4 separate regions of the Homo sapiens genome follow, and all the other regions are linked to region 4. The links are chromatin loops, found by intact Hi-C in ENCODE. Cell type or tissue: K562. All regions are shown on one strand. Links, peaks and the distances in the headings refer to the core of each region. The heading gives the core; the rest is flanking DNA.

Region 1 (8,102 bases), core at 1,670-6,669, 130 kb before region 4:
GGGGCATTTACCTTTGCTATAGAAGCTGAAATTGCCAGGCACGGTGGCTTACGCCTGTAATCCCAGCACTTTGGAAGGCCAAGGCTGGTGGATTGCTTGAGCCCAGGAGTTAAAGACCAGCCTGGGCAACATGGCAAAACTCTGCCTCTACAAAAAATACCAAAAATCAGCCAGGCGTGGTGGTGCGTGTGTATTCCTAGCTACTTGGGAGGCTGACATGGGAGGATTACCTGAGCCCGGGAGGTTGAGGCTGCAGTGAGCCGTAATCGTGCCACTGCACTCCTACCTGGGGAGCAGAGTGAGACCCTGTCTCCAAAAAAAAAAAAAAAAAAAAAAGCTGAAATCCTTGAGTGGATTCTAAATCATGGCAGTGGCTAACATTCAGCTTCATCGTGCCCTTGCTGTGTGCCTGGCAGAGACCTCTGTGCTTACTACATGTCGCATCTCATTGAATCCTCACAACCTTAAGATCCTTCCAGGTTGAGCATCCCGGACCCTAAAATCCCAAATCCTAAATGCTCCCAAATCCAAAACTTTTTGAGCACCGGCATGCAGCTCAGAGGAAATGCATACTGGAACATTTCAGATTTTGGATTTTCTAATTTGGAGTGCTCATCTGGTAATATAGTGTGGATATTCCCCAATCTGCAAAGATCTGAGCTCCGAAACACTTGTAGCCCCAAGCCTTTCAGTTAAGGGACATTCACCCTGTATCAACATTTTAATGCTGAGAAAATGGAAGAGAGAGAGGTTAAGTGACTGACCTGGCATCACACAGCCAGGAGTGGCAGCATCAGGATTTGAACTGGGGCACTCAGCTCCAAAGCTCAGCTCTTCTTTTTTAAAATTGAACCCAGATTCTTATTTCTCAAATACCATAAAATATTTACATAAGCCACAGTTATGCCTTTTAAAAAAAAATCACCTTTTCCCCCCACTCTCCCATTTACTTCCTTTGCAGTTTGTGGCTACGATCTACCTTCCTCTTCAAAACCCTTGAAAAATCCTTGCAGCCTTGCCCAAGCGTCCTTCCCTCAGCCGATTTTTGGGCCTCAGTTTCCTCCCATCCAGCCTGTTTCCTATCGCTGGCTTCTCCAAGGGCAGAGCCAGAGTCCTCTTTTGCCAGCAGGGGGAGCAAGGGCCTACTTTTAACCGCAACTCCATAGTGAACAAGTCAAGCAACCTTGGGTCATTCATATACCTTCCAGGCAGAAGGAAGACAGAAGAGAACAGGAAAAAAGCAGGACACTAGGCTGACCCCTGCAGATGGGAAGCTGGAATTACAGCAAAGGCTCATTGATTGGGAACTGCACCCTTGAATTTTGATAGTATTGGGCAGGACATAGTCTTGCTATCTGTGTTAAAGGGAGGACGTGCTTAAGAAAACCAACAGTCAAGTACAAGAAGCTCTAATTTTTTTTGAGGTGGGGGAACGGGGTCTCACTGTGTTGCCCAGCTGGCCTCAAACTCCTGGCTCAAGCAGTCCTCCCACCTCAGCCTCCTGAGTAGCAGGGATCACAGGCTTGTGCCACTGTGCCCAGCTAAGAGGCTGCAATTTTTTAATGAACTGTATTCAGAGTTTGTACATCAGTGTCTTTTTTTTCTATGAATCAGTTCTCTAAGTAATAGAATTTGGAAAAGACCGCTGGTGATCTAGCTGTGGCATTTAGATTGACTCATGAGCTAACTGACAAATTTACTACTTAAACAGTGGAAAATAATGTGCAGGATATATTTTTTTGAATAGGTTGTCCCACCCTCGAGTTCTGTGTCTTTCCTGAGTCCGCATATGTGAACCTTGTTTTAACCAGGTGACAGCATCCCATAGGCACGGATCTCTGTCTTCTGTTGTCCACATCATGTGTCTTGGCAGTTGTTCCTTATTGATATACATAAGGTTGTCTTGTTTTTGTATGGATATATTTTAACATGTACCAGTGTTCAGTGGGCCTTTCTCTTATTTCCAATATTTTGCTGTTCTAAACAGCAGCACAGTGATTCCCCTCATTTGCATGTATGTGAAACTATCCTGGTGGGTCCGCTTCCAGAAACTACTGGATCAGGGACCATGTGCATTTATGGCCTTGACCATACTGCCAGAGTACCTTCCAAGGAGTTTGTGTCATCAATTTGCACTCCCCAGTGGTGTTGAGAGAGTGCCTGTTTCCTCCACCCAGCACAGTGTGTTTCGGTTTTATTTCTCCCAGGAAATGGGTGTTAGTTGGGGAGCTCCAGAAAGAAGCCGAGAAGAAGGGCAGTCGTACCCTTGGCAGTTGTACGCAGTGGCTCTCTGGCCGCACAAGGAGGGCTCGGAGCCTGCTGTTGCCAGGTTGCACTTGCTCTTGCAAGACAGGCATTCCTTGCAGTGGGTTCTCCTCTGGCCAGGGAGATGAGTTCTGGGGGCTCCTCTACGAGGTGGTCTCTCCTGGGCTTTCCTCTCGAGCTTCAAGTCCCACCTCTGGAGTGTGAATCGCCTTCCTCAGTCTAACTCTATCCCTCCAGTGGTTTTTTTTTTTTTGCTTTTTGTTTTTGTTTTTGTTTTTTTGAGACAGAGTCTCACTCTGTCACCCAGGCTGGAGTACAGTGGCGTGATCTCGGCTCACCGCAAGCTCCACCTCCCGGGTTCAAGCAATTCTCCTGCCTCAGCCTCCCGAGTAGCTGGGACTACAGGTGCCTGCGACCACGCCGGCTAATTTTTTGTATTTTTAGTAGAGACAGGGTTTCACCATGTTAGCCAGGATGGTCTCGATCTCCTGACTTCATGATCTGCCCTCCTCGGCCTCCCAAAGTGCTGGGATTACAGGCGTGAGCCACCACACCCAGCAGTCTCTTCAGTGTATTTAGCTGTGTTGATCCTGATTCATCTGATGGGTGAAGGAATATTGGAAATAAGGATAATCCCTGTGGTGTTTCACTGTGCCTGTAACCTCTCTCACCTAGCATTTGGTTAACCAGAAACAGATGTGGAAACTGATCTATCTGTAGATAATGGCCCTGCTCAGGGAGGGGGTCCCTGCTGAGAGCGAGACATTGAAAGCCTGCTACACAGAAACTGCTGGAAGGCCAAGCCATTTCTTTTTTCTTTTTCTTTTTTTTTTTTTTTTTTTTTCAGACAGAGTTTTGCCCAGTAGTTCAGGCTGGAGTGCAGTGGCATGATCTCAGTTCACTGCAACGGCCTCCCAGGTTCAAGCAATTCTTCTGCCTCAGCCTCCTGAGTAGCTGGCATTACAGACTCCTGCCACCACGCCCGGCTAATTTTTGCATTTTTAGTAGAGACACGGTTTCACCATGTGGCCAGGCTGGTCTCGAACTCCTGGCCTCAAGTTATCTGCCTGTCTCGGCCCCCCAGAGAGGCCAAGCCATTTTTAAAAACAGTGTTCTTTTTCATGCTGTAGAATACCTGTGCTTGGGGGTGAGCAAAAAGGAGGAAACTGATTAGAAAATACCTATGAGGGCCGGGTGCAGTGGTTCATGCCTGTAATCCCAGCACTCTGGGAGGCCGAGGAGGGCAGATCACAAGGTCAGGAGATCAAGACCATCCTGGTTGACATGGTGAAACCCCGTCTCTACTAATAATACAGAAAATTAGCTGGGCGTGGTGGCAGGTGCCTGTAGTCCCAGCTACTCGGGAGGCTGAGGCAGGAGAATGGTGTGAACCTGGGAGGCGGAGCTTGCAGTGAGCCGAGATCGCGCCACTGCACTCTAGCCTGGGCGACAGAGCAAGACTCCGTCTCAAAAAAAAAAAGAAAATACCTGTGAGATGTTGAGTCTGGGAGAATGTATCTGTGAGAAGACAAACAACCCTAGTATTCATTAAAGAACCAGCCTTTGTTTTCTACAAGCTATCTGTTCGGTCTACTCAGGAATAGAGATAAACTGCCTTAATAGTAATAAAAGCAAGCACCGCTGAGTGAGTGCTGGCCTCATGCCAGGAACTGCTCTTGGCACTCTGTGCACAAGGGAGATACTGACATTCTTTCTGTTGTGCAGATGAGAAAACAGGCTCAGAGAAGGTGAGTAACTTACCATGGTCACACAGCAGCAGAGCTAGGTCAGTATAATCCACAAGTCATTCTCTTAACCGCTCCGCCGTACCGCCCAGAATGTTCATCTGCATCTGGGCCAGCCTCGTCAGTCCGTGCAAAGAGGCCAGTTGACCCATCTCCCTCCCTAACAAGCACAGAAGAGACCAGGCTGAAAATTCATAGCTTTCACTCAAAGTGTTTCCTTCACCTCATTCATCTGAGTTAGCTTTATTTTACTATATAAAGAGAATTTTCTTCAGCAAAATGATAGGAATTTTTTTAATGAAAGTAAAGGAATGTCACAGAATTGCGTCAGGGATATTTCCAGTTTAACACAACTACAAACGTAGGCTGTTTTGTTGTTGTTGTTTTGGTTTTCTATTTTGAGATGAAGTCTCACTCTGTCGCCCAGGCTGAAGTGCAGTGGTGCGATCTTGGCTCACTGCAACCTCCTGCTCCCGAATTCAAGTGATTCTCCTGCCTCAGCCTCCTGAGTAGCTGGAACTACAGGCATGCGCTACCACGCCTGGCTAATTTTTGTATTTTTAGTAGAGATGGGGTTTCACCATGTTGACCAGGTTGTTCCGGAACTCAGGTGATCCACCTTGGCCTCCCAAAGTGTTGGGATTACAGGCATGAGCCACCACACTCGGCCAGCTGTTGTTAATAGTTAAAATTATAAATTGGACAAGGTCTGATTCCAGCAGGGGGAGACAAATTCACATTGATTTTTCTATAAGAAAAGGAATTATTTGTACTTTCCTCCCTTGTGTGTTTGTGTGTATGTAAGAGAGACAGATGAGAAGAGGGCTGCCTTTGAGAGCCATGTTCCTTTTGCATGTACATACCTCTCAAGATTATTACATGGGTCTTTTAGAAGAGGGTCAGTAGCTATAAAAGCAAATGATATTTATGAAATGATTTCATTGTATGTGGTTTATTATGTAGTCTTCAAAACAGAAAAACCCCACTTGCTTCGAAAGCTTCCTTTGAGAGCTACTTTTTAACCATATTGTTGATCAAGCAAGATTCTTAAAGCCCCAGTCCTATACGTGAGCAGCATTGAATCCCCGGATACTGGCAGGCGTTCACTGTCCAGCCTTTGACATTAGCATGTCACCCTGGTAAATCAGAGCACTCCATGCCAAAAAACAGCATGGTCTGCTGAGCACATTAAGGAGCAGAGAGGGCTCAGAAGAATTAAACGGCCAATGGGGTGGTGACAGAGGTGAGCTCTTTCCCCCTCGGACAGCTTGGCATGGTGACTACCAATGAGGTTTAATTGACATTAAGAGCAGCTCACCATTTTTAAAGAGCGATAAATTGTTTCCAAGTTTCAGCCTCACGGAGCCCTGAGCTAAGAGATAATGGGCTGACACATAGCCTCATTGGTCACGCTTCACTTGTAAACAGGATTGGCCAAAGCAAGAAGGCTGTAAGTAAAGGTTGGCCCGTCCTCTGGAAGCCTCCCCCACAGCAGGGTGGGGAACTGGGGCAGCCATAGCAAGCAGGACCATCAGGACACGGTGTCTCCCAAACGGGCCGGAACATACAAGGTTCTACGTTTAATAGAAAGTTGATCAAGCCTTCCTCTTTGGGGAGCCTAATTTTTAAGCCATTCACTCTCTGTTCCCCTGCAGTCTTTTCTCTCCAAACTCTGTTGAAACTTGGAGGCATCTCGCTTCCTCCTTTGGCCTTTGTAGCCAGGTTTTCGCAGCAAACAGACCATATCATTTAACACCCACCTGCTTCTTGTTCTGATAGTCAGTTCAGTAGACAGTAGCATTTTTTAAGTCAAAAAGAGGCTTAGTGATGTAGGCCAAGGTCAAGGCTCTGTGTCATGGGGCTCTCCCCAGGGCTCAGTGCCACGGCACTTCAGACTTGACCCCAGACTGAAAAGATGAGAGGACCTGTAGAAGTCACGGCCTGTCTGTCCCGGGCCCATGCTCCTATCTTTTTCTCCCCCTTGGCATTTAGATACCATGGACTTGTTAAAATGTGACATGTACTGATGATCCTTATGAATTTGTTGGTAGGGGAGCTGCTGGTGAGGATTATTTTAGACTGTGAGTAATTGACCTGACAGACAGTGATGACTGCTTCATTAAGAGCCCACGACCACGTGCCAGAATAGTTCAGCATCCTCTGTTGCTACTGTACTTTGAGACATCGTTCTTCTTTGTGATGCAATACCTCTTTCTTGTCATGAGGGTCTCTTCCCTTAAATCAGGTACATTTCAGATTCTTCAGGTGATGTTTTTTAGGCTGAGTGTGTTAGCACCCCTTGGAAACCAGGTTCCCTGGGGAAAGTGTGTCACGTTTGTGGTGTTTGCCCGTATAGCTCTCCCACACCCCCACGAGCTCCAAGAGGTGGGGAAGCACATGTGGCCTGCCTAGCAGGCACCAGAAGCAGGTTGTCGGCACATGCAAGCCAGCTTTGCCCTGTTGCCTGGGGGAGAATTGAAAAGTTTGGCCCCAAAGGGGAAAATTCTTTCTGCCATCAAGTTGCTGGTCAGCTGTCATGGAACCTGTCTGCAGCAATGTGGCTGTCACAAAACGCAGCCCAGGACGAGTATGCGCTGAAGCTCCATTTTGCATTAACTAGTCAAGTACTTACCCACTGAAAAGCACTTCCTGAAATAATTTCACCTTCGTTTTTTTCCTTCTGCAGGAGGACACCATGGAGGTGGAAGAGTTCTTGAAAGAAGCTGCAGTCATGAAAGAGATCAAACACCCTAACCTGGTGCAGCTCCTTGGTGAGTAAGCCCGGGGCTCTGAAGAGAGGGTCTCGCGCCGCACCCCCAGGGTGACACAGGCGCTGGGGAAGACGCACGGGCGGCTCACTGCACAAAACCTCGTTGGAATATTTGTGCTCTGCCGACGTTCAGCCGCGGGTAAAATGAGGCCTGTATGGGATGGGTGTGTGCGTGTGTGCACATATGCACATGTATGTATGAGAGGGAGAATGTGATTATTTTAAGTGGATACCTAAAAGCAGTCAAATGCAAATCTGAAATTAGTTTCTGAAACTTGGGCATTTTCCAGAGTTTTCTCACTGAAGTGATTCTGTAAGTAGACACATAACCATCAGACCTAACCATTCAGGGGTAAACTGACGGTGGTGAAGGTCATTTGAGGTGGGGCCAGGTCTGCGTCTGAATTCTGTGGCAGCCTCTCCCTGCGTAAATTCAAGTTCACTGGCTTGAGAAGAAGAAAAGAGCCTGGCCATGTCCCTCCCACACGAGCACAGTCTCAGGATGCAGGTGCTTGGGACCATGTTGGAAGTTGGGCCCAGGACTGAGGAGCAGAGTCAGAATCCTTCAGAAGGCTTTTTCTTTAGACAGTTGTTTGTTCAGTTGGGAGCGGAGCCACGTGTTGAAGTCCTCGTTGTCTTGTTGGCAGGGGTCTGCACCCGGGAGCCCCCGTTCTATATCATCACTGAGTTCATGACCTACGGGAACCTCCTGGACTACCTGAGGGAGTGCAACCGGCAGGAGGTGAACGCCGTGGTGCTGCTGTACATGGCCACTCAGATCTCGTCAGCCATGGAGTACCTGGAGAAGAAAAACTTCATCCACAGGTAGGGGCCTGGCCAGGCAGCCTGCGCCATGGAGTCACAGGGCGTGGAGCCGGGCAGCCTTTTACAAAAAGCCCCAGCCTAGGAGGTCTCAGGGCGCAGCTTCTAACCTCAGTGCTGGCAACACATTGGACCTTGGAACAAAGGCAAACACTAGGCTCCTGGCAAAGCCAGCTTTGGGCATGCATCCAGGGCTAAATTCAGCCAGGCCTAGACTCTGGACCAGTGGAGCAGCTAATCCCCGGAGTAAGGAATATTTCATTTTTGAACCATTTTGGGCTAAGTGGAATATTAAATGAAGTTCATAAAAGGCGTCCTTCCTAATAATCACAGTCCCCTCTGAAAGAGAGTACTCATTGTTCCTCCGGGGCCAGCGCCCAGCAGTAATGGCCTCTTCCTGGGAGCCGCTGGCATTGCTTTTACGCAAACTCATGGGAACAACCAGTACATGGCTTTTGTTTTTTAGTGTGTGTGTCTTTTTTTCCTGCTTTCTCTTTATT
Region 2 (8,102 bases), core at 1,842-6,841, 230 kb before region 4:
TGATGGCCCAGGCCACAGTACCCACACCAGCATCAGCTCTTTGTCCTCTTCCCCTTTTCATTTCTTTGCAGCTCATGCCATCTGAAACTACCTCATTCAATTATTGATAGATCTGTTTGGAATTCCAGGAGTCCCTTTGCGATCCCATTCTTCTAAAGATTCACATGGCCTCAGAATGCCATGTTACAGTGGAGAGTCTGACTTCTTGTTTTCTGAGACGGAGTCTCACTCTGTTGTCCAGGCTGGACTGCAGTGACAATCTCTGCTCACTATAACCTCCGCCTCCCGGGTTCAAGCGATTCTTGTGCCTCAGCCTCCCGAGTAGCTGGAATTACAGGTGCCTGCCACCACGTCTGGCTAATTTTTGTATTTTTAGTAGAGATGGGGTTTCAACATGTTAGCCAGGCTGGTCTCGAACTCCTGACCTCAGGTGATCCACCCGCCTGGGCCCTCCAAAGTGCTGGGATTACAGGCAGGAGCCACTGTGCCCGGCCTGACCTCATATTTGAATACCGAGTTTTAGTTCTGGAGGAGCTGCAGGTTTTATGAAAAGGGAACACATTTGATTCCTCAGAGCAGCCACAGGCCAGCTCTCTGAAGTAAAGTGCACGTGTGCATGTGTGTGCACACTCACACACACGTACACACACATTCACAAATAGGACATCTCTTTTAAACAGAAATGGCCACCTGCATTTGAGAAAATAAAGTTTCATGCAGAAGAAAGTGACATGTTAAATTCAATCATCAAGATTTAGACTGGTGGGAATTCTGCACAACAAATGACTTGGTTTAATTAACATGGAAATTGCGAGGAAAAAAATGAAGTGGAACCTATGGATTTAAAAATTAGGAAATTTTAAGATTTCCATCGTAATTTTTTTAAAACAATATATTTTACTTCCAAAACCCTGCGTTTTCACATGGTAGCTATCTGCTGGAGCTGAGTAGCCGCTGCTCTCTTGAACAGCATCACCCAGATGGGAGAGCCCCCTTCCCCCCAACCCCCATACACTCCTATGTGTACAACTTCCTGAACCCTGTAAGCATTAGAGCTTGCAGCCTCTGCTTTTTCTGTTTCCTTCTTGATGGGAAGACTGGCAGCAGGATTTACTTGGTTGCTACATTTGTGAATTTGTAAAATAATTCATGCTCTGCTAGGTCTGTAACTTGGGAGGCTTGGTGTGCACGGGCATTTAGCAGCAACTCAGAGCGTATGGAAGACTGTCACTGGCAAGAGCAAAGTCCCCCCAGGACAGAGCCAGTGACGACTAGCTGTGTATCCTCAGTCTGATGGCGGTGGAAGTGAGGCAGCACCAAGGAGCAGAAACAGGAAGTTTCCACTGATGACCACCCTGCCCCCAGCTAGGCTGAAAGGCCTCCCCAGAGCCCTTGCATCAGCCTGGCTTTGCACTGGTCTGGGGGATGTTGCTTGTTAGAGCCAGTGAAGAAGAACGGTAGTAAGTTACCTGATGGCCAAGGCTCTGTCTGACCCTGTCTGCTGTCGTGTTCCTGGCACAGAATAGTCTTTGTTGAAGGAACGAATTAGTGCATCCTTCCAAGCCTTGGAGGACCTGTCTATAATAGGCCCACTCTATAGGGTCTTTGTGAGAATTAAATTAAAACCCCTATGAGAAACCTAACTAGAGACAATTGGAAGTAACTTAAATATTTGTTCATTGGGAACAGCTACATAATTGTGGCTGTCATTCTGTACAACACTCTGTGGCTGTTAAAGAGCTAGAGGTAGTTTTATGTGGATTGATGTGTTCAATGTGTTCAATGGAAAAGCAAGGGTAATATAATCCCATTTATACTACAGAGAAAAATCGGGTCTGTAAATATGTTGAGAAAGGTCTGTCGATAGTGGTTATCTTTTGAGAGTGGAATGGATCGGGGTGGGTATGGCCTGGGGACGTGAGGGGGAATTTTTCACTCTTTATTTCACATACATCTGTCATTGGCACAGAAAATTAAGCAGTAAACCTAAAGAAACAGAATAGTGCTTGTTGTATAGTTAGATCAATAACTTGTAACTATTATAAAAGGTAGTTATAAAGTTAGTAAGGGCCAAAGGTCTAACTAGAGTAGGTCGGTTATAGAGGAAAACAGTTTAATCAGTTGTTGTTTAACTTTTATGGAATGCAACTTCTTTAGCTTTAATTTGGAGAGCCAAACTATGGCCCTAGTCTTTTTTTTTTTTTTTTTTTTTTGAGTTGGAGTTTCGCTCTTGTCCAGGCTGGAGTGCAATGGTGCTATCTTGGCTTACTACAGCCTCCACCTCCCGGGTTCAAGCGATTCTCCTGCCTCAGCCTGCCAGGTAGCTGGGATTACAGGTGTGCACCACCATGACTGGCTAATTTTGTATATATATATTTTAAGTACAAATGGGGTTTCACCGTGTTGGCCAGGCTGGTCTCAAACTCCTGACCTCAGGTGATCTACCCACCTTGGCCTCCCAAGGTGCTGGGATTACAGGTGTGAGCCACCGTCCCCGGCCCCTAGTCTTTTATTGTATTGTATTGTATTATTTTTTAGTCAGGTTTATTGAGGTATAATTTACATATCATAATATTCCCCTTCTTTATTATACAGTTCTATGGACTTTGACAAATACATACACTTGTGAAATTGCCACCCCTTTTGAGATACAGAACAGTTCTATCACCCCCTAGAATTCCCTTGTGCGGCCCTTTTGTAGTCATCCTTTCTCTCTTCTCCCAGCTGCTGGCAACCCTGATCTGTTTTTTTGTCCCTGTAGTTTTGCCTTTTCCAGAATGTCATATCAATGGAATAGTACAGTCTGAAGCCTTTGAATCTGGCTTCTTTCATTCAATATAATGGGTGAGGAGTCAACCACGTTGTTGCATGTTATCCACATTTCCTCCTTTTGTGTCTCTGAGTAGTATTCTCTTGCATAGATGTACCACAGTTTGTTTATCCATTCACCAGCTGAAGGACAGTGCTCCAGGGTCCTAGAGCACAGAACTCTGGCTTTGTTGTCTTTATTTCTACCAGTTGTCTCTCTCTCTGTCTCTCTCTCTCTCTTTTTTTTTTAAACCCTAGAAGATTATTAAGATTTATAAGACTGGGTATGGTGGCTCATGCCAGTAATCCCAATGCTTTGAGAGGCCAAGGCGGGAGGATCACTTGAAGCCGGGAGTTCAAGACCAGCTTGGGCAATGTAGCAAGACCCCATCTCTACAAAAAATTGAAAAATTAGCCGGGTGTGGTGGTGCACACCTGTAGTCCCAGCTACTCAAGAGGCTGAGGCAGGAGGATCACCTGAGCCCAGGAGTTTGAGGTGATAGTGAGCTATGACTGCACCACTGCACTCCAGCCTGGGCCACAGCATAAGCACTTGTCTCCAAAAATGTTTAAAAGATTGACAATACAGTCTTCTTCAGAGTCTCCATAGGAAAGGAGCGGCACGAAATGCAAATTATTTGGAGGTTTTGGAGGTTTCAAACTTTTAATTACTTGGCACATATAGTGCTTACTGTGTGCAGGCACTGTTCTAAATATTGCTTTCAAATATTTAAAAGTGCTTAGAACAGTTACAGCACATAGTAAATGCTATATATCTGCTTGTTAAATAAATAAAAATTTAAGTTTCCAAATAATCTGTATTTCACATAAAAGAGAAGAGATGTGGGACAATATAAATAGGCAGGAGACCAGGGTTGTAGACCCGGTACTATCACATTCCCAGCCTACCCCTTAACCTAGTCCCTTGGGTGAATTACCGACTCTGGGTCTCACTTACTAACATGAAAGGAGGTTCATAATCTGAATCCTCCTGAAGGAACAGATAATATCTCAACTCTTAATAGTTGAACTCTAAAATTTGGTCAGTATAAAAGTAATGTTATAAAATGTGTCTATATCTGTTTATTTTACATTGTATTGGGCCTGGATAATTGGTTTCTTCCTTTTTACATGTATATAACATCCTATTGGGATCTGTATTAAAAGTGTACTAAAAACATTCACCACATGGTGGTGCTCCCTTCAAAAGCCAAACTGAAAATTGTAGGCCAGCATTGAGTATTAGGCATGGAGTTGATAGGGGCAGCTGTATGTATGTATGTATGTGTGTGTGTGTATGTATGTATGTATGTATGTATGTAGAGATGGGGCCTCACTATGTTGCCCAGGCTGGTCTTGAACTCTTGGCCTCAAGTGATCTTCCCACCTCAGCCTTCTAAGTAGAGTGCCAGTTTATATTCTACATTTGTGCTTTAAGTTTTTTTTAGGGAAGTAGGGTCCTGTCATTTTATTAGCTTGATAACTTATACAGATGCCAAAATACAGGAACATTTGTTCTTTCTTAGGCATTATGACATATTCATGTACATTAACTGATGTTATACTTTTTAAGTGTTCCAAATATCTTCACTCAGAAGTTTATGTGCTTGACAGGAAAAGAAAAAATACATCTGTAAGGAAAGTATCATAGGTATTTATCCTTCAAAAGCTGATGTTTTTATTTATTTATTTATTTTTAACCTAATGTGTTCTTAAGTCATACTGGGATAGCAGCAGTACCCAGCCTAAGAGAAGCTGCAGTATAGTTTCCTTGGTCAAATGACTTTTTCTTTCTTTCTTTCTTTCTTTTTTTTTTTTTTTTTTTGAGACAGAGTCTTACTCTGTCGCCCAGGCTGGAGTGCAGTGGCAGAATCTTGGCTCACTGCAACCTCCTCCTCCTGGGCTCAAGCAATCCTCCCACCTCAGCCTCCTGAGTAGCTGGGGCTACAGGCACGTGCCACCACGCCCAGCTAAGTTTTGTATTTTCAGTAGAGATGGGGTTTCGCCATGTTGACCAGGCTGGTCTCAAACTCCTGGCCTCAGGTGAGCCGCCAGCCTTGGCCTCCCAAAGTGCTGGGATTACAGGCATGAGCCACTGCGCCCAGCCAAAAGTTGGTGTTTTTAAAAAATGCTTCCTGGTAACTGCCTTAGGGAGAATAATGTTAACATTTCAGTTGTGATTCTCTTGAAGCACAGTATTTCCCTGCCTTTTAGATTTGAAATGGATACTTCTAAGCAGTTGTGACTGGCTGGATTTCAGTCATTTACATCGGAACACTGGTCTGGTCAGCTCACCTGCATCTTTGGTAGAGAGATATCTCCCAAACATACACTCTCCCTGAAGGATTTTCATCCTTCATATGCTTATCAATTCCCTTGCCAAGTATTTACTGTTTGTCCACATGAGTACAAGGCATTGAGCTTGTGCTACTGTAGACTCACAGATGGTCATGATTTTCAGGAATTGAATAGAGAAGATGAAACACTGAGACACTGGATTCAAATGCTAGACCTTACTGGGTTGACGTTAGTAATAGACATGTGAAGAATTATAGCGGTTGAGAGGAAAGAGACATCTCCTCACTAGGGTGACTGGTCAGGGAAAAAGATGGGAGTGGTTTTTGGTGGGAGAAGAGGAGGAGACGGGATCTGGGCATATGAAGAGGCCTGGGGTACTGAGGTGGAATTTCACCACACCCCAAATCTGTTGAAAAGAGGAAAGTGTACAGGCAGGAGACACAGAATCTGGCCAGAGTGAATGTCCTGAGCAAGGGCATGGGAAGAGGAAAACGCAGGGCACAGGGATTAGGTGAGGATCCAACTGAATGCTTGCCCAAGGGGCTTCACTGTCGAGGATTTTGACTGAGATGGGGGCAAACATGATAGACAAACTTTAGGGACAATTTAGCATTGTCTTCAAACACAGGTATGAGGGAGACTTTTGCTGGTGATAGGACAGATTATCCTGAAAATTGACCTGACAAAAATACTTAGACCTGATCCCTAAAATATAATAAACATCTTTTTAATGAATAGCTGAACTTGCAAGAAAAAAGGTAAATCCCCAAGGCCTATAAAATAAAAGATGAGCTGGCCGGGTGCAGCGGCTCACACCTGTAATCCCAGCACTTTGGGAGGCCAAGGCGGGTGGATCACCTGAGGTCAGGAGTTCAAGACCAGCCTGACCAGCATGGAGAAACCCCATCTCTACTGAAAATACAAAATTAGCCGGGCATGGTGGCACATGCCTGTAATCCTGCTACTCGGGAGGCTGAAGCAGGAGAATCACTTGAACCTGGGAAGTGGAGGTTGCAGTGAGCTGAGATCGTGCCATTGCACTCCAGCCTGGGCAACAAGAGTGAAACTCCATCTCGAATTTAAAAAAAAATTTAAAAAATAAATAAAAAATAAAAGATGAGCTGAAAATAAGAAAGACAAGCCAAAACTGTAAACGTCTTGGCATTGTTTGCTAATTTCAGTAATCAAGATGCTTTTTTCCCCCAATGTTTTGTTTTTGTTGCTATTGTTTTGAAATAGGGTCTTGCTCTATCGTCCAGGCTGGAGTGTAGTGGTGCAATCATGGCTCACTGAAGCCTTGACCTCCTGGGCTCAAGTGATCCTCCCACCTCAGCCTCCTGAGTAACTGGGACTATAGGTGTGGGCCATCATGCCTGGCTAACTCTTTTTTTTTTTTTTTTTTTTCATTTTGTAGAGATGGGGTTTTGGGGTTTTACCATGTTGCCTAGGCTGGTCTTAAACTCATGGGCTCAAGTGTCCTTCTGTTTCAGCCTCCCAAAATGCTGGGATTACAGACATGAGCCATTGTGCCCGGCTCCCCAATAGTTTTATTGAGGTATAACTGACATAAAATAAACTGCACATATATAAAGTATACAATTTGATAAATTATATGTATATGCCCACAAAACGATCACCACAATTAAGATAGTGAAAAGCCCATCATCCTCAGAAGTTTCCTTATGATTCTTTGTAATTCTTCCCTGATTTACCTCCTTCCCGGTCCAATACTTACCTGTTTTCTGTCACCATAAATTAGTTTTCATTTATATAAAATTTTAGAAAATACAGTCATATACTATGTACTCTTCTTTGCCTGACATAATTATCTTGAGATTCATCCATGTTTTTGGATCAATAATTTGTTCCTTTTTATTGCTGAGTACTATTCCATTGTGTGGATGGACCATAATTTGTTTATTCATCTGCTGATGGGCATTTGTTTCCCTTTTTGGGCTAATACAAATAAAGCTGCTAGAACACATATGAACATATCTTTTTTACTTTTATTTTTTGCCTTTTTCCTGCAGTATGAGCAAAGCTTTGTGTGGACATTTGCTTTCTTTTCCTTTGGGTAAATAGGAGCAGGATCGCTGGTCATATGGTAGCTGTCGATGACACTTGAGTCTTAAGGGCTGCTGTTTGGGGAACTGGAGACATAATCTTGGGCCTATGAGTAGACAGGGACTTGGAATTCAGACTGCCCTATAAAGCTAAGATCATTGATTGGCTACACTTTGAGCAAAATGATAGACTAGAAAGAATAAGCTGTTGGCAGAATATTTAAAAAAGAAACTTGCCAGGCACGGTGGCTCATGCCTGTGATTCTAGCACTTTGGAAGGCTGAGGTGGGCGGATTGCCTGAGCTCAGGAGTTCGTGACCAGACTGGGCAACATGGAGAAACCTCATCTGTTAAAAAAACAAAAACAAAAAGCAAACAAACAAACAAAATTAGCCAGGCATGGTGGCGTGCATCTATAGTCCCAGCTACTTGAGGGGCTGAGGCTGAAGTATCTCTTGAACCCAGGAGGTTGAAGCCGAAGCTGAGATTGCACCACTGCACTCCATCCTGGGTGACAAAGTGAGACCCTATCTCAAAAAAGAAAGAAAGAAAGGAAGTTAGAAAGTGGGGGAGGGAGGGAAGGAGGAAGTGAGGAAGGAAAGAAAGGAAAGAAAACAAAGAGAAAGAAACTTGTCTGATTTGGTCTGCACTTTGAGTGAGAGGAAACAAAAACCTCCCGAGATAACTTTTATTCTAAGCATGCCTTCTTTTAAACTTTGTTTGAATTTACCTGGCCTCTGTAGTTTGTGAAATTCCAAGAAGAGACATTATTTTAGAGAGATACTAGGTTGCTAGAGTTCCTAGATTACTACAGTTCCTAGTTAGCTGGCAGAAGTCAATGCATATCCTCTTGGACTATATCTATCTTTTTCTCAGTCTTAACACCAGATTCCCAAAGATAAAGCTTCTCCAAACATGATCTCACAATCCAAA
Region 3 (6,334 bases), core at 1,335-6,334, 100 kb before region 4:
CTTGACAGACACGGTGGGCTTGGCCGCGGGGCACCGGGTTAAAGAGGAGGCTTAGCCAAGCCCAGCGGGAGTTGATTTGACAGCAGTGCCCTTAGCAGCTTGATTGTTCGGATTTTCAGGGCTACTGAGCTCAAGTGTACAAGCAAACTGGAAAGAATAGCTTTGTTGGGTTTTTTAAAGTGATAAAAGCATAATGACAGCATATCCACTGCTTTGAAGGCATCCCCCGCCCCCGTGTTCTTTATCTCAGGTTTTTCCATCAAGGTTAATCTAATCCTGCTAAATTAACAACCAGCCAGTGCATCCCCAAAGAGCCTGTGGAATGTGCAGGGTGGCTCAGCCTCGGTGTTCTCTAAAGTACTGGCTGTGGGTGGCTCCTTGCTCACTTGCAGAAGTTGGCAAGTGACGAGTGGCCAGGGGACCGTGCGTCAGGGCGTCCCTCTGCCCTCAGCCTGCTGTGTTTCACCCGGTCTCTGGTGAGCACATCTCTGGCTGCTTTGCGTGAATGAGCCAAGGGAGGGATAGATCTAGCTTACTGCCTCCCCCTCCCTTAAGCCAAGCAGAATGGGGTGTGTGTGCACACCTGTGGTGAACGAATCTGTCCGTTCACCCTGTGCCAGGGCCGTCCTTACAGCAAGGACCCCGGGGATGTGTCCGTCCCCATCAGTGTCATGTTAGCAAGCAGTGACAACATCCCTTTGCAGGAGGCATCCTGAACCACTCTGTCCTCAGACAGTGGCAGAGCCCAAGAGAACAATGTGCCCCACCCCTCCACCAGCCTCAGGAATCATTGTCTTGTCCCCATCACAGCAGCCCTAAGACTCAGGGCACATGCGCCAAGCCTGGGGGGCTAGTTTCTGTGTGGGAAGCGATGGGGAAGCGGTGAGGAGCTCCTGGAGAAGGTGGCAGCTTTCATACCGGGTGATGTTCTGACTCTGGTGTTCTCTCCCATCTCAGCACCCATTCTGCTCCCCAGTCAGGTTGGTTCTTTGTGGCTCAGATCTGTCACCCCTTAATGAAGTGGCTTTCTGGCTGCCAAGGATTGAGAGCTGCTACTGAGGAGTATAAGTCACTAATAGCATGGAAAACACTGTGAAATACTCCAAGGTGCCAAGCTGGGCCCAGCCCAGTGTGGTTCTAAAAGGCTAATAAAAATCCACCAATTAATTGTGACAGCTCAATGGGAAATTATTCAATTGTGAACAGGGGCAAGCTGCAGCTCGAAAGGAGGAGGGGAGGGGTTGCCATAGTAACATCAATGTAAGTTCTCATCTCAGCAGCGGAAGCCAGCCCGGGAGTGAGCAGCATCCGACCGCCGCCTCTGACACGGGATGGGATGCAGGAGACACCAAAGGCGCGTTTGAAACAGATGCTTTGCCTGGCCCCGGGCCTGCAGCCACTCCCGGCTGAGCGTGGGCTCTCCCCGGGGCAGAGAAGTTGTTTTCCGAATGTTCCTTGCTCTTAGGAAACCTGGGAAGGAGCAGCCGAGTGGAAGTGAAAAGCACATGTGCTGTGTTCCTCCGCCCCTTTGACCGACTGCCGGTTACAGGGATCTAGAGGAGGGGTGTTTGGGTCCAGTCAACAGGAGCTCCATCTCCCGAAAGGCAAGGCACCCAGAACTCAGACTGTGGGGGAGGCCAGCATTCCAGTATGGTTTTGCAGTTGTCACAACTTTTATTTGAAAAGATACACACGACATATTCTGATTTTGAACATGTGAAATGCAACCTTGCTATAGCAAAAACGGGATTCCTTCCCAACGCATCTCCCAGGAGACTCCTGGCCGGGCTAACACTGGGCCGCGGAGAAGGGCTGCGGTCAGAGGGGCAGGCAAACCACAGCAGGGGCTTCTTGCCAGGGGGATCTTGTGCTCATGGCATGGAGAAGGGGATCGGGTTCTTTTTTCCCATTTTTAACTTTCAGAACCATCCTCTGTACCCAGTGGAATGCACTCATTTGCACTCTGATGTCAGCCGCAGTCGTGCCTATAGAGACTGTCACAACTTTGATTACCCAACTGTAAGCACTCAGCCCGCTGCCTCGCTCTGCTATTCACACTCATGGCCCAGCCACAGCCTCAGCTCCGTGCCCCTGGGGCCAGGGGGCTGCTCGGAGTCAAAGCCCCAGGGGAAGAGAGAGGCTGGGACGACCGAGGCTCCAAGACAGCCTCCTTTTTGACACTGCCTAGTTTTTCGCTTCAGCAAAGTTGGAAATCAAAAGTAAGCACACACCTAACCTGTCCTACCATGGATCGTTCATCGTAACCAAGCCTACATCATCTGGGTGTCGTGGTCTTTGAGACTGGGGGAGAAGGCAGGAGTGAAGACAATGGGGGTGAGTCCAAGAAGCAAATCCTTCCAAGGCGTCCTGGCCCTTCACCGCCGACCGAAGCGGAAGCTGAAGCCGCCTTTCTTCCTGCTGTAGCCATTGAGCTCCTCAGCCAGGTTCCCTAACGGGCCGCTGGTCTTCTCCCCCGCAGCAGGGAGGAAGCCGGTGGCCTCACTGCCTTCGTCCTGCCTCCCGAAGCGGAATCTGCAGCCAGCATGCTCTCTGCCCGATGTCTGCAGCCCCCTGGCTATGACAAGCAGGGCCTGTGGCTGTGAAGCTCTCAGCCACCGAGAGGAACCCCACACGGAGTGGGGTCGGGGCCCCATGGCCAGGTCGGCCCAGCGTTCTCCAGCTCCGAGGCCACCCATGGCGTCTGTGGGCTCTCTTCTGTCCAGTAGAGGGAAGCAGGCGCCCAGCGGCAGGAAGAGGAAGTAGATCAGGGGGTAAGGCCTTACCATCTGACCCAGAGGAAAGAGAGGCAGAGTGACAGGCTGCACACGTGGCCAAGCGCAACTCACCAAAATGTTTCCCCGGGACAGGCTGGCAGCGTAGATGTGAGCAGGGGGCTCAGCTGAGCCCGGCTTCCGAGCAGTGCTGGGACTAGGCCACTGTTTTATTAGCAGGATCAGGAGGTGATTGTGCCAGTTAGGCCGGTTCTTCTCCTGCAGTCCCCACGATCTGCGTGCCTGGGCAGCTTAGCACCGTAAATCCACCGCTGCTGGCTGGCAGAGCAGTGCCCAGGCGGCCCCGGGAGAGTCAGCAAATGTATGCTCATTTTTCTCTTATTATAAAATGGCCATATCATTGCAGAGCCATGGGGTGGAAAGTTAAAAGCATCAATCTCCCTTAGTGTTCAACTGGATAATAAATGGGTCTAGCTATGCTGTTTAGCTGGGACATCCTGCTAATGTCTCTTTCACGTGGGAACGAGTTGCTCCTGAAAGCCAGAAACAGATTGGATGGTCCTGGCCTAATTCGGACACCCACCTGGGAAGGAGTGTGTGGACACCACTGGGGCCTGGGCACCGTAGGTCTGCCAGGCTCTGAGCCAAGAGCTCACACATGTGATTGTACTTCATCTTCATAGTACTCCTGCTTGGTAGGTCCGGCCAGTCCCACTTTTTCAGGCAACAAAACTGTCAGAAAAACTGAGATTGTGCCCAGGCCACACAGCCAGAAAGTGGAGGCTCTGGATTCATGATTCTAATGGCCAGACGGCTTCTTCAAGAAGCATACATATCTGCTAGGTACTCCCAACCCTCCTATTTCACAGGGGTGGTGTCGGTCTCAAACAGCTGAGGTGACTTGCCCCAGATCTCATGGCCTTATCAGTGCCAGAGCTAGAGTTCAATCCCAGGTCTAACTGGGCTTGACTCAGGAAGGCGTGCCCTAACTCCCTCCTCTGTACTCCACATGGCACTCGGGGGATCTGAAACCCAGCCTCCTGTAATGAACCTGCCTTGGTAACACTTGCTCCCTTGTCTGGCAAAGAAAACCTTTTTGACAATGACCGCGGGGGAGCTGGAGCTGGCTTGTCCTCCGCAGAGTCAAACTGAGGCTAGACTAGAGAGCACCGGCCCTGGAGAAGACAGTACAGGAGTCCCCAGAGCCCTTTCCAGAAATGGCTCCCTCGAACACATTTCAAAGAAGCGAGCTCAGCCAGGAAGCTTTTAAAAAAATAATACATGCAACCCCACTTTCTACCCAAATCCAGTTCTTCTAAGCTTTCGTCCCCCAGGGATGGAGTGACCTCCCTCATGCTGCCAGGAAAACCTTTCCATCAGGGCGCAGGCAGAGTGGGGGCTTCCACGAGGTGACTTTCTGCAGCGGCCCAGCCCATTCCCTCCTCCCCATAGGAAGCACTTTGCTGACTGCGATGTGGACCAGGGACCGTTGCATCCTGGTGGATAAATCCACCCGGGAGTGGCCTCTGGGTGTCTAGAAAGGAGACAGCCTGACAGAGCAGGCCCTGGAGTGGCCCTTCACCCCTTTTAGGGGTTCATGCACCCCTTCAAGAATCTGGTAGAAAGTGGGGATGCTCATCACGGGACAGGCGGCCCCAGCGCGAGTCAGGGCTTCAGGCCCCACAGCCAGGAAGGGACAGGAAAAGCACGGGTGAGGCTGGGTCCCAGCCCTGGCAGGGCAGCCGTGACCAATCTGTGCTGCTCTGGGCTGTTGGCAGGGGAGGCACTGGTGTCCCCTCTCCGGGCACTCCCTCCCTGTGCTTCTGTGTGCCCTCTGACTGCCCATGCCTGGCTCCTGCCTGGGCAGGGCCTGAGCTGGGGTTCCTGCTGGGGACAGGGCAGCTATGCTCACCGTGTGGCTGGGACTGCTCCCAGGAAGGCTGGCTGGTGGATCGCTGGGCTCCGGGGCTGGGCTGGGCAGAGCTGCTCTGGGTCCTCGTCCAGGAGGCATGGCCCCTGGGCTCTCCCTGCTTTATATGGCCCGCGGTGCGCTTGCTGCTCTGCCGACTGCCTGCTGCGCATTCCTGACCCTGGGATTCCATTGGGGACGCTGTTGTTGAAGAGGGGCAGTGCTGACCGCGTTGATAAAAACAACCTCACACAGGATGTAGTCTGATGAGAGGGCAGGCGGGCTGCCCTTTGGAGGAGAGCAGACAGCATCATTAACTGCAAATTGCGGGCACAGACCCTCGAGTCCCTTGGCGGGGGTTCCAAGCCCACCCTTCACCCTAAGGGTCCTGCCTTTGCTGGGTTGGCACCTCACGCTCCGGAGAGGACATGGGGTGGGTGGACATCTACCCGACACACCTACTGCCCAGCTTGCAGGATGGCTTTCATGGGCAGGAAAGCCACAGACACCCATGAGGCCCGTGTTTCACAGGCACCGGGCTGCGCGGCTAAGCCAGGTGCACCTCCCCGGCAGGTGGAGCCCTCAGCGGCCTGTTACCCAGGAACCAACCAAGGGGGCACGGCAGATGCCCAGGACAGCAGTGGAGCATTTGCCTGTGGCCCCCAGCCCCTCCCACCGCATACCCTGGGTGGCCCCCTACTGTCACCGAGGGTCACCTCTGGGAGGCCAGCAGGAGGACCCAGCCTCTGCTCCTTGCCCGGCAGAGATTCTCCCTCCACTGAGAGCAGGCAGGGGGGTGATGAGGCAGCCCCACCCCACCACTGTCAGGAACTGAGCACAGAGGGCCTCCCCCATTCCAGGGGCCCTCACCCAGCCGACCTACCCCTGCATCCCGGCTGCTGGGGGATCAGAAGTCATGGGAATAGAGAGCCTGTGGACACTTCCCCAGAGACCTGAGGAAGGCACTGGAATCTCGATCCTCCACTTCGGGGCTGAGCGCCCAGGTTCGGGCGGAGGGTCTGCGGATTGAAGCCGATGACTGAGCTTTGCTGGCCAGAACCAGCTTCCATCCCCCAGGCCAGGGCTGCCTCCGATGGCCTGAGGTGCCCCTGTCCTGTGTGTGCATGTGTGTGTATGCCCCCACATGAGTATGTGCACACGTGCGTACACGTGTGTGTGCTCGTGAGACGGGAGGTGTGGTGTCCTTCTGTCTCCCTGGTTAGTGCTGGTTGATTCTGACAGCGGGCACCAGTTATCCATGGGGTGCCGCCCAGGGTGGGTCTCTACCGTGCTATGAGCCTGGACCGGATGCCTGCCCTCTGGGTGCCTCAGTGCTCCCTTGGTGTAAAGCGAGGTTCAAGTTCCCAAGCTGTGCTTTGCAGAATTCCTCAGGAATGGCCATGGAAGTTGGGGAAGGCAACATGGGGTCCAATCCCGCAGGCACCCCTCTCCTACAGGCACCCCACTCCCCTACAGGCTACCCCTCTGCCCTACAGGCACCCCTTTGCCCCACACGCACCCCTCTGCCCCACAGACACTCCTCTGCCCTACAGGCACCTCTCTGCCCCGCAGGCACCCCTGTGACCCACATGCACCCCTGTGCCCCGCAGGCACCCCTGTGCCCCGCACGCACCCCTGTGCCCTGCATGCACCCCTGTGCCCCGCACACACCCCTGTGCCCTGCACGCGCCCC
Region 4 (8,102 bases), core at 1,237-6,236:
CTCAGCCCAGGTCTGACTCCCAGGAGGCCTCTCAGGGGGTGACCTTGTCCTTGCTCAGAGGGGCAGGGCAGTGCCCAGGGATATGCTGCAATACAGACAGATGGGCGTGGGCCTAGCAGTGGGATCCTGGGGGCTGATGTCGCCAGTTGCTAACTTCTTTCTTCCACAGTTGTCCACAAGCCCTTGGCAGACCTCCCAGTTTTCACTTCCTGCCCTTGAAGCCTGCCTGCAGAGCAAGTGATGTCTCCCCACCGAACAGAAGGGAAGATCGAGACCCAGGCATGCGGACAGAGAGCACAGGCTTAACAGAGCCTCTGAGCCAGACCTGGCATCCTGGGAACCACCTAGACCAATGCTCTTGCTGTCCACATGGGGAACTGAGCCGCCCTAGAAGGGCAGAGCCCCACCCAAGATACCACAGTGAGTCTGGGCTCCAAAGCTGCAGGGTGGGGGCAGGGGGAGCTGCCTTTCCCCTCTGCGCTGTGCCCCCAACGCTGGGCTCCAACGAGGCTGCAGAGCTGTCAGGAGAGATCAGCAGGGCCCTGGCCGATCTCCCCAGATTTAATTAACAGGCCTTTCATCTCTGTCCTGAAGGAATCAGCTCTCTTCTGTCTTCTTAATTAACGTTCATTAAGCAAATCAGAACAACAGGGTTTTTCTCCCTTCTTTCTTCTCCCGGAAGGTTTTAACCCTTAGTAGGTGGGCTTCCGGGAGGGAGCCTGCTACCTTTGCTGGTAGCCCAAGCACAAGGCCAGGCCTCTGCAGGAGCCCCCTAGGTCCCCAACGCAGGCACATTCCTTATCGGACACATACACACACACAATGGACACACACACACATTGGACACACATGCACACACTCACATATCAGACACATGGGACACATACACACACATCGGACCCACACACACATCGGACACACACACACAACAGACCCACACACACATCGGACACACACACACAGGACACACACACACATCAGAGACACACACACATTGGACACACACACATATTGGACACACACACATATTGGACACACACACACTCACATATCAGACACATGGGACACATACACACACATCGGACCCACACACACATCGGACCCACACACACATCGGATACACACACACATCGGACCCACACACACATTGGATACATACACACATCAGACACACACACACACATCAGAGACACACACACATTGGACATACACACATATTGGACACACACACTCACATATCGGACACATGGGACACATACACACACATCGGACCCACACACACATCAGAGACACACACACACTGGACACACACACACACATCAGAGACACACACACACACTGGACACGCACACATATTGGACACACATACACACATATCAGACACATGGAACACACACACATGCGTGCACACGCATCAGCTCCTCCTACCACACCATCATCAGGCTGCTCCCCTGGACTCCACTCCCATCTTCCAAAAGGAAACAGGCCTGGACCATCTGCTGCTCAAGAGCCTTCCTTGGCTCCCTGCTACGGCTAGGACAATGGGCAGACCCTCACCAAGCCCTGCCAGCTTCATTTCTGTCCCCCTTCCAGGCCCCCTCGTCCGCCTTGCTCCTCTCACTCGCCTCCCACCTCCCCGCTTGGCACTTGCAGTTGCTTCTTCAGTTGTACCCTTCCCACTTCCCCTCCGGAGACCCTCTCCAACGCCACTCCTCTCCTTCCCGAATCAGCTCTCTCTGCCGGTGCTAAGGACAGCTCCCTGAACCCCTGAAGGAAATATTCAGGGGTCCCTGCTCCCAGAGCAATCCCAGACACAGGTGATCCTGGGGTAGGGCACAGGACCAAAGCCGCCTGTCCAGGCACACCCACCAGTGGGTCAAGGCCAGTGTGACACAGGTGCCACTTACGGACCCTAGGAACTAGTACCAGCAGGGGACCTCAAATGACATGGTGGGAGGTACTTAGGTGGCAGCAGGGCTCCACTTGGGGGAGGGATGCAGGGGCTGCCACCAGGTGTCAGGGAGAGGGGTTGGAGGTTGGGGATCTGGAGAGGGGCCCCAAAGCTCCAGGCTGCAGGGAAACTGAGGCCATGCAGCCTGTGGCTTCTGTGGGTTTCTGGTCATGTGTGTAAAGAGGGGACCCCCGGCTTCAGGGGTCAGATGTCTTGCCAGGGTGTGGGGCCCTACCAGAAGGTGCCACTCAGAACCTTCCCCTGATGGAGAGCTGGCAGCCCTCACCCAAAGACTGGCTTCCTCAGTTCTCCTGGCTCCTTCCCAGCCCTTTCCGGCAGTGCAGGTGTTTATTGTCCCCTTGTTGCCCAGATTTGGGGGGTTATTCTGAGACTTTTTTGTGGGTGCACAGACACCCCGATGCCCGGGGAGGATACTTTGCTTCCTGAATTCTGTAGACCCTCCCCGAACCCTATCCTAGGAGGAGCTGACCACAGGGATAGGAGAGACCCGGTCACATCCTGCCTTGAATGTGTCCCCAACAAACTGCTTCTCTTCCCTGGGCCTCAGTTTCCCCATTTGTACAGCCTGTGCCCTGGATCCAACCATCTTTATAGGCCCATCTTATCGGATCCCAGGCCACAGGGAAGCAGGGGATGTTTAGCCACCCCACCCACAGTGCCATCCCTTCTACTCACGCTGTCTGAACACAGCGGTCAGTCTGAGAGGCCAGTGCCCACCGGCCGCCCCATGGAGGCTGAGGGGCCTCAGGATGGGGGCCCGGGGAGTTTGTCCTCAGCAGTGGGATGGAGGGAGACCTGGCTCTGGCCCTGGGTCTGCCCACTCCCGCTGTGTGTTCCTGGGAGTCACCCCCACTCTGAGCCCCTCCTTCCCCCTTTGGGCTCCCCATAAACCTGGCTGCTCCACACTCAGCGCTGGGGCCCCGAGCGGCTGGGGAAGGGCTAGCGGGGGTCAGACGGCAGAGCCTCTTGCTCTCGGGGCCTGAGACGTGCTTGTGCCACTCACCCAGAAAGCAGCCTCGGGAAGGAGCTTTGTCCGATGGAGCTCCGCGCCCCCCTCCACGGCGCTGGTCAGCTCCCCTGCCCTGTGCAGCAATGGCCCGGGGTGTCCTAGGCCACCAGGGGCCAGAGAGGGGCCCGTCCCCGTATTGTGGCCAACATCGCCACCTGGTGGTTGGTCCCGGGTGAACTTGAGCAGCTGGACGGTGAGAGCTGGGAGGAGAAGCTGGGAAGGCAGAAGGCACGAGGTTGCTGGGAGACCTCCGCAAATGAGATCACCAGCCCAGGCAGGACGGTCCCTTCAAGGGCTGCTGCCAGGGCTGGGCGAGGTCAGTGAGCACCCAGTTGATGCCTCTTGAAGGAGCCCTCATCTCTAGCCCAGCCCCTAAAGGATCCGTCTTTGCCGGCCGCGGGGGTCTCATTCATTCCAGAAATGCTCCTGAACACCGCTCAGTGCAGGCCACGGGGACACCAGGCCGGGACACACGTGGTCCTTGTCCCCCAGGGGCTCACAACCTCCAGCCCCTGCAGACCCTCGCAGGACAAACTGCCACTGCCGAGAGGCCCACATCCTCTGGCCTCTGTGCCCTGCTCCAGCCTCACCCCACAGGACCAGCTCCCTACCCAACACTGCAAACACATGCCGACCTCCCCTGCTTGTGCACGCCTCTGGGCCTTTGCGCGTGCTCCTGCCTGGGACGCCCTTTCCTCTACTCATCCTTTACAGCTCAGCCTAAATGCTGCTTCTTCTGGGAAGCATCCTCCAGTTCCAGGCAGAACGAGCCACCCCACCCTCCTTGCACCCGTTCCAGGCACTGTCTTGTTGCATGTGTCTCGTTGCAGCGTCCAGACCTATGCATATCACGCCTCTGCCTCACTGACTGTGAGCCCAAGACAGGAGAAGTTCAACAGTGGGTAACAGTACGTTTGCCGAGGGACAAATGACCACAACTCAGTCTTATAAAACAGGTTCAAACGAGCCTTGGAATGTCATCTGGCTGTTCCCTTCTTTTCTTTAGTTAGAAAAAAGACTTTCTTTCTTTCATTCTTTTCCTTCCTTCCTTTCCTTTCTTTCTTTTTCTTTTCTTTCTTTCCTTTCTTTCTTCTTCCCTCCCTCTCCTTCTCCTCCTTCTTCTTTTCTTCTTTCTCTTTCTCTCTGTCTTTCTTTCCTTCCTTCCTTCTTTTCTTTTCTTTTTCTTCTTCTTCTTTTTTTTTTTTTTTTTTTTGAGACAGAATCTCACTCTGTTGCTCAGGCTGGAGTGCAGTGGCATGACCACAGCTCACTGGAGCCTCTACCTTCCAGGCTCAAGTGATCTTCCCACCTCAGCCTCCTCAGTAGCTAGGACTACAGGTGTGCACCACCATGCCTGGCTAATTTTTGTATTTTTTGTAGAGATAGGATTCCACTATGTTGCCCAGGCTGGTCTTGAACTCCTGGGCTCAAGCAGTCCACCAGCCTCGGCTTCCCAAAGTGTTGAGATTACAGGCATAAGCTACCACTTCTGGCCAATCAGACTATTTTTTAATGAACGCTTTTCCTCTCTAACCAGACCATGGGCTCATAGAGAGCAGGATCTTGTGGGAATTATAGCAATAACAATTTATGGAGCACTTACTCCATGCTGAGCTCTGAGCCAAGCACTTGCCATGTGCTTGTGTATATCCAACAGGAAGGATTGAACACAGGTCACTAAGTGCTCAGGAAATGGTTGGGAGGACTGGAGGGGCTGATACCTGGGACACCGCAGAACTGACCCACCAGGGAAGCTGCCACCACCTCTGAGGCTGCCACCGCTGTTGGCTCTGAAAACTCACAGCTGTGCCTGCAATCCAGGGGCTGGAAATAAGAGTCAGGAAGCACTGCTCCTGCTACCGCCACCACACAGAGACCTCTCAGCACACGCAGGACTGGAGAATGGGAAGCAGGTCAGGCTGAAAACCTCCCTTCTCTGTGACCTCACTTGCACCAGAAAAATCCACCAGAAGGGCAGAAGATGGCCTCTGCCCACTTCCATCTTCTAAATCTCAAGTGAAAATACCCGGCTGGCAGGACCTATTATTATTATTATTATTATTTAGACGGAGTTTCACTGTTGTTGCCCAGGCTGGAGTGCAATGGCGCGATCTCAGCTCGGCTTACCGCAACATCTGGCCCCCGGGTTCATGTGATTCTCCTGCCTCAGCCTCATGAGTAGCTGGGATTACAGCCACGTGCCACCACGCCTGGCTAATTTTGTATTTTTAGTAGAGACACGGTTTGTCCATGTTGGTCAGGCTGGTCTTGAACTCCTGACCTCAGGTGATCTGCCCGCCTCAACCTCCCAAAGTGCTGGGATTACAGGCATGAGCCGCCGCACCCGGCCTGGCAGGACCTATTCTACATACAGGGCCCTAGCAGCAAAGGCAGCCGGGAAGAGTAGCTCTTAGGGTGGCAAGCTTGGCATATCAGGGAGGCATCCAAGAAGGAGGGGAGACCAAGGCTTCACTACCCTCCACAGCCACACAGGAGGTGGAGATAGAATCTGAACCCAGGTCTGTTCCTGAACACCATGTGGCCAATGGCTTCTGTGTCGCACAGATTGAATTGAGAAGATGACCAATTAATTAATCCAGGCAGAGTCCTTGATTGAGAATTAGGGTGGCGGAGGCAGGGTCTGCTTTGCCATGGAGCCTGGGAGGAAGGATGCTGGCCTTCTTGTCACCATCATCTCCCCCTACATCATGGTCCTGAGCTCTGGAGGGTCCAGAACAAAGCTGGCCCCGTCCCACAGGTCCATCTGCATGCCCCTGCCACCAATCTTGCTACATGGTCCATCTGCATGTCCCTGCCACCAATCTTGCTACATGGGTTGCTAAGCCACTTGCCACTGTCCACGAGTTTCTGTGCATCGTTCTCAGGTGTACAAACACTGCCCATTGGGACCACTATCCCCAGGGCCACCCCAGATTTGGCTGGAAGGGCAGTGGCAGTCCATTCTGGTCCCATAACTGCACACTGAACTGACTTACCTGGGAGCCAGGCTGGGATTTTTTCTTCCTCCACCAGCTGGTCATAGGGAACACCTTCCTCCCAGGCTATAGGTATGAGCCAAGGAGGAAGCATCAGAGCTGGGGGGCAACATGGGGGCTGTGCCACCGGTTCATGAACTCCCTCACACTATGGACGACCCGTCCCTGACCCTGGACCTACCGTTCCCATTTCATGAAGGCTGGCTGTTGGGTCTGCATCCTTGACTTCGTGGGTCCGACTCCACCCAGCTCTTGATGGCAGTACCCGCCATGTGGTCCGTTGATTTCCTTTGATCATCACTCAGCCTGTACAAAAGCCCGGTCTTGTAGACCAGGATCTGCCTTTTGAGTGGCATAGAACCCTCTGCGGGGCTGGCATGCCTTGCTCCAGAACCCCGGGGCTCACGATAATTATGGTTCTTTCCCAGCATGGATTCCACCAGCACCACGGGGCCCGCTGGCACACATGCCTAAGAGGCAGGGCTGTTCATGAATGGCCTGGAGCTGCTGCCCAGCCCTTTCCTACTCTGGGCACATACAAAGCGAGTAGCCTCACCTGTTCCCTGAGAAGTGGGTCCGAGAAGTGTTCCTACATGAAGAATATGCTGCTTCTAGGACCTGAAGAGGCCCACCAAGCATTGTGCATCTCGCTGATAGAGACAGCGTGACTTTTACTTTGGAGGGTGCGATGGTTCATTTTACCTGTTCACCTGAGAGGCCACGCCACCCAGATATTTGGCCAAACATGATTCAAGATGTTTCTGTGGAGGTATTTCTTAGATCAGATTAATGTCTAAATCAGAACACTTTGAGGGAAGCGAAGGCATAAAGTTGGTGGGCCTCCTCTAATCGGTTGAAGACTTAGTAGGAAAAAGACTGAGCTCCCTGAGGAAAAGGGAATTCTGCCAGCAGGCGGTACAGGAGCTTCAGCTCTTTCCCGGGTCTCCAGCCTGCTGGCCTATCCTGCAGATTTGGGACTTGTTGACTTCCATAATCATGTAAGCCAATTCCTTAAAATAAATCTCTCTCTCAATTTCTTTATTTATTTTTACTTATTTATTTATTTTTTTGAGACAGAGAGTCTTGCTCTGTCACCCAGGCTGGAGTGCAGTGCCACAATACAGGCTCACTACAACCTCCACCTCCTGGCTTCAAACGATTCTCCTGCCTCAGCCTCCCTAGTAGCTGGGATTACAGGCATGTGCCACCACGCCCAGCTACTTTTTGTATTTTTAGTAGAGACAGGGTTTCACCATGTTGGCCAGGCTGGTCTCAAACTCCCGACCTCAAGTGATCCACCTGCTTCGGCCTCCCAAAGTGCTGGGATTACAGGTGTGAGCCACAACGCCTGGCCCTCCCTCAATTTATTTTAAGTTATTAATTAATTCTTCTCTCCCCATATATACATATATATATACACACACACGTATATATTCTCTTTTTCTCTCTCTCTCTTTCTCTCTCTCTATATATATGTAAACATAGCCACACATCATTTGATGATGGGGATGTATTCTAAGAAATGTGTCGGCAAGTGATTCTGTCATTGTGTGAACATCAGAGAACATACACAAACCTAGATGGTACAGCCTACTGCATACCTAGGCTATATGGTGTAGTCTATTGTTCCTAGGCTACAAACCTCTACAGAATGGCACTGTGCTGAATACTGCAGGCAATTTTAGCACAATGATAAGTATTTGTGCCTCTAAATATAGAAAAGCTACAGTAAAAATATGTGGGCTGGGCATGGTAGCTCACACCTGTAATCCCAGCGCTTTGGGAGGCTCAAGTGAGTGGATCACTTGAGGTCAGGAGTTTGAGACCAGCCTGGCCAACACAGTGAAACCCCATCTCGGCCGGGCACGGTGGCTTACGCCTGTAATCCCAGCACTTTGGGAGGCCGAGGTGGGCAGATCACAAGGTCAGGAGATCGAGACCATCCTGGCTAACACGATGAAACCCCGTCTCTACTAAAAAAAAAAATACAAAAAGTTAGCCGGGCGTGGTGGCGGGCGCCTGTAGTCCCAGCTACTCGGGAGGCTGAGGCAGGAGAACGGCATGAACCCAGGAGGTGGAGCTTGCAGTGAGCCGAGATCGTGCCACTGCACTCCAGCCTGGGCGA

Evidence for each region. Hi-C counts contacts between places; a loop is a spot of excess contacts. Peaks named below come from ENCODE experiments on the same cell type or tissue, not always from the same donor. Only the 100,000 strongest peaks of a DNase experiment are listed, where the experiment ranks them.
Region 1: a loop joins it to region 4, with 8 times the contacts of the local background. A loop is called at or near these places in 50 of 110 quality-filtered maps.
Region 2: a loop joins it to region 4, with 7 times the contacts of the local background. A loop is called at or near these places in 7 of 110 quality-filtered maps.
Region 3: it touches region 4 in a loop (5-fold over the local background); 11 of 110 quality-filtered maps call a loop at or near these places.

The regions. Positions count from the first base shown.
Region 1 is chr9:130,865,433-130,873,534 of GRCh38, forward strand. It overlaps ABL1 (ABL proto-oncogene 1, non-receptor tyrosine kinase), which reads left to right. Exons shown (of 11, transcript NM_005157.6): 5 at 6,697-6,781; 6 at 7,428-7,605. Among named protein-coding and RNA genes, the nearest start is that of QRFP, 27 kb to the right of the region's middle. RefSeq lists enhancers at 1,044-1,545, 1,050-1,344, 5,461-5,660. In K562, for the core only: no CTCF peak of the experiment used is centred there; a DNase peak (open chromatin) is centred at 4,729.
Region 2 is chr9:130,767,139-130,775,240 of GRCh38, forward strand. It overlaps a transcript of ABL1 not described here. Among named protein-coding and RNA genes, the nearest start is that of ABL1, 64 kb to the right of the region's middle. RefSeq lists enhancers at 110-915, 916-1,720. In K562, for the core only: no CTCF peak of the experiment used is centred there; DNase peaks (open chromatin) are centred at 3,765 and 4,003.
Region 3 is chr9:130,891,053-130,897,386 of GRCh38, forward strand. QRFP (pyroglutamylated RFamide peptide) reads right to left here and starts at 5,760. Exons shown (of 3, transcript NM_198180.3): 1 at 5,525-5,760; 2 at 4,645-4,929; 3 at 1,655-2,786. The coding sequence starts at 2,786. The coding sequence ends at 2,376. RefSeq lists enhancers at 2,578-3,092, 3,881-4,568, 4,569-5,255. In K562, for the core only: no CTCF peak of the experiment used is centred there; DNase peaks (open chromatin) are centred at 2,729, 3,679, 5,579, 6,167 and 8 weaker places; H3K27me3 peaks cover 1,986 bases.
Region 4 is chr9:130,995,362-131,003,463 of GRCh38, forward strand. No RefSeq gene overlaps it. Among named protein-coding and RNA genes, the nearest start is that of LAMC3, 9.8 kb to the right of the region's middle. RefSeq lists enhancers at 1-283, 3,191-3,240 and a silencer at 3,021-3,080. In K562, for the core only: no CTCF peak of the experiment used is centred there; DNase peaks (open chromatin) are centred at 2,330, 3,130, 3,570, 3,761 and 1 weaker place; H3K27me3 peaks cover 4,830 bases.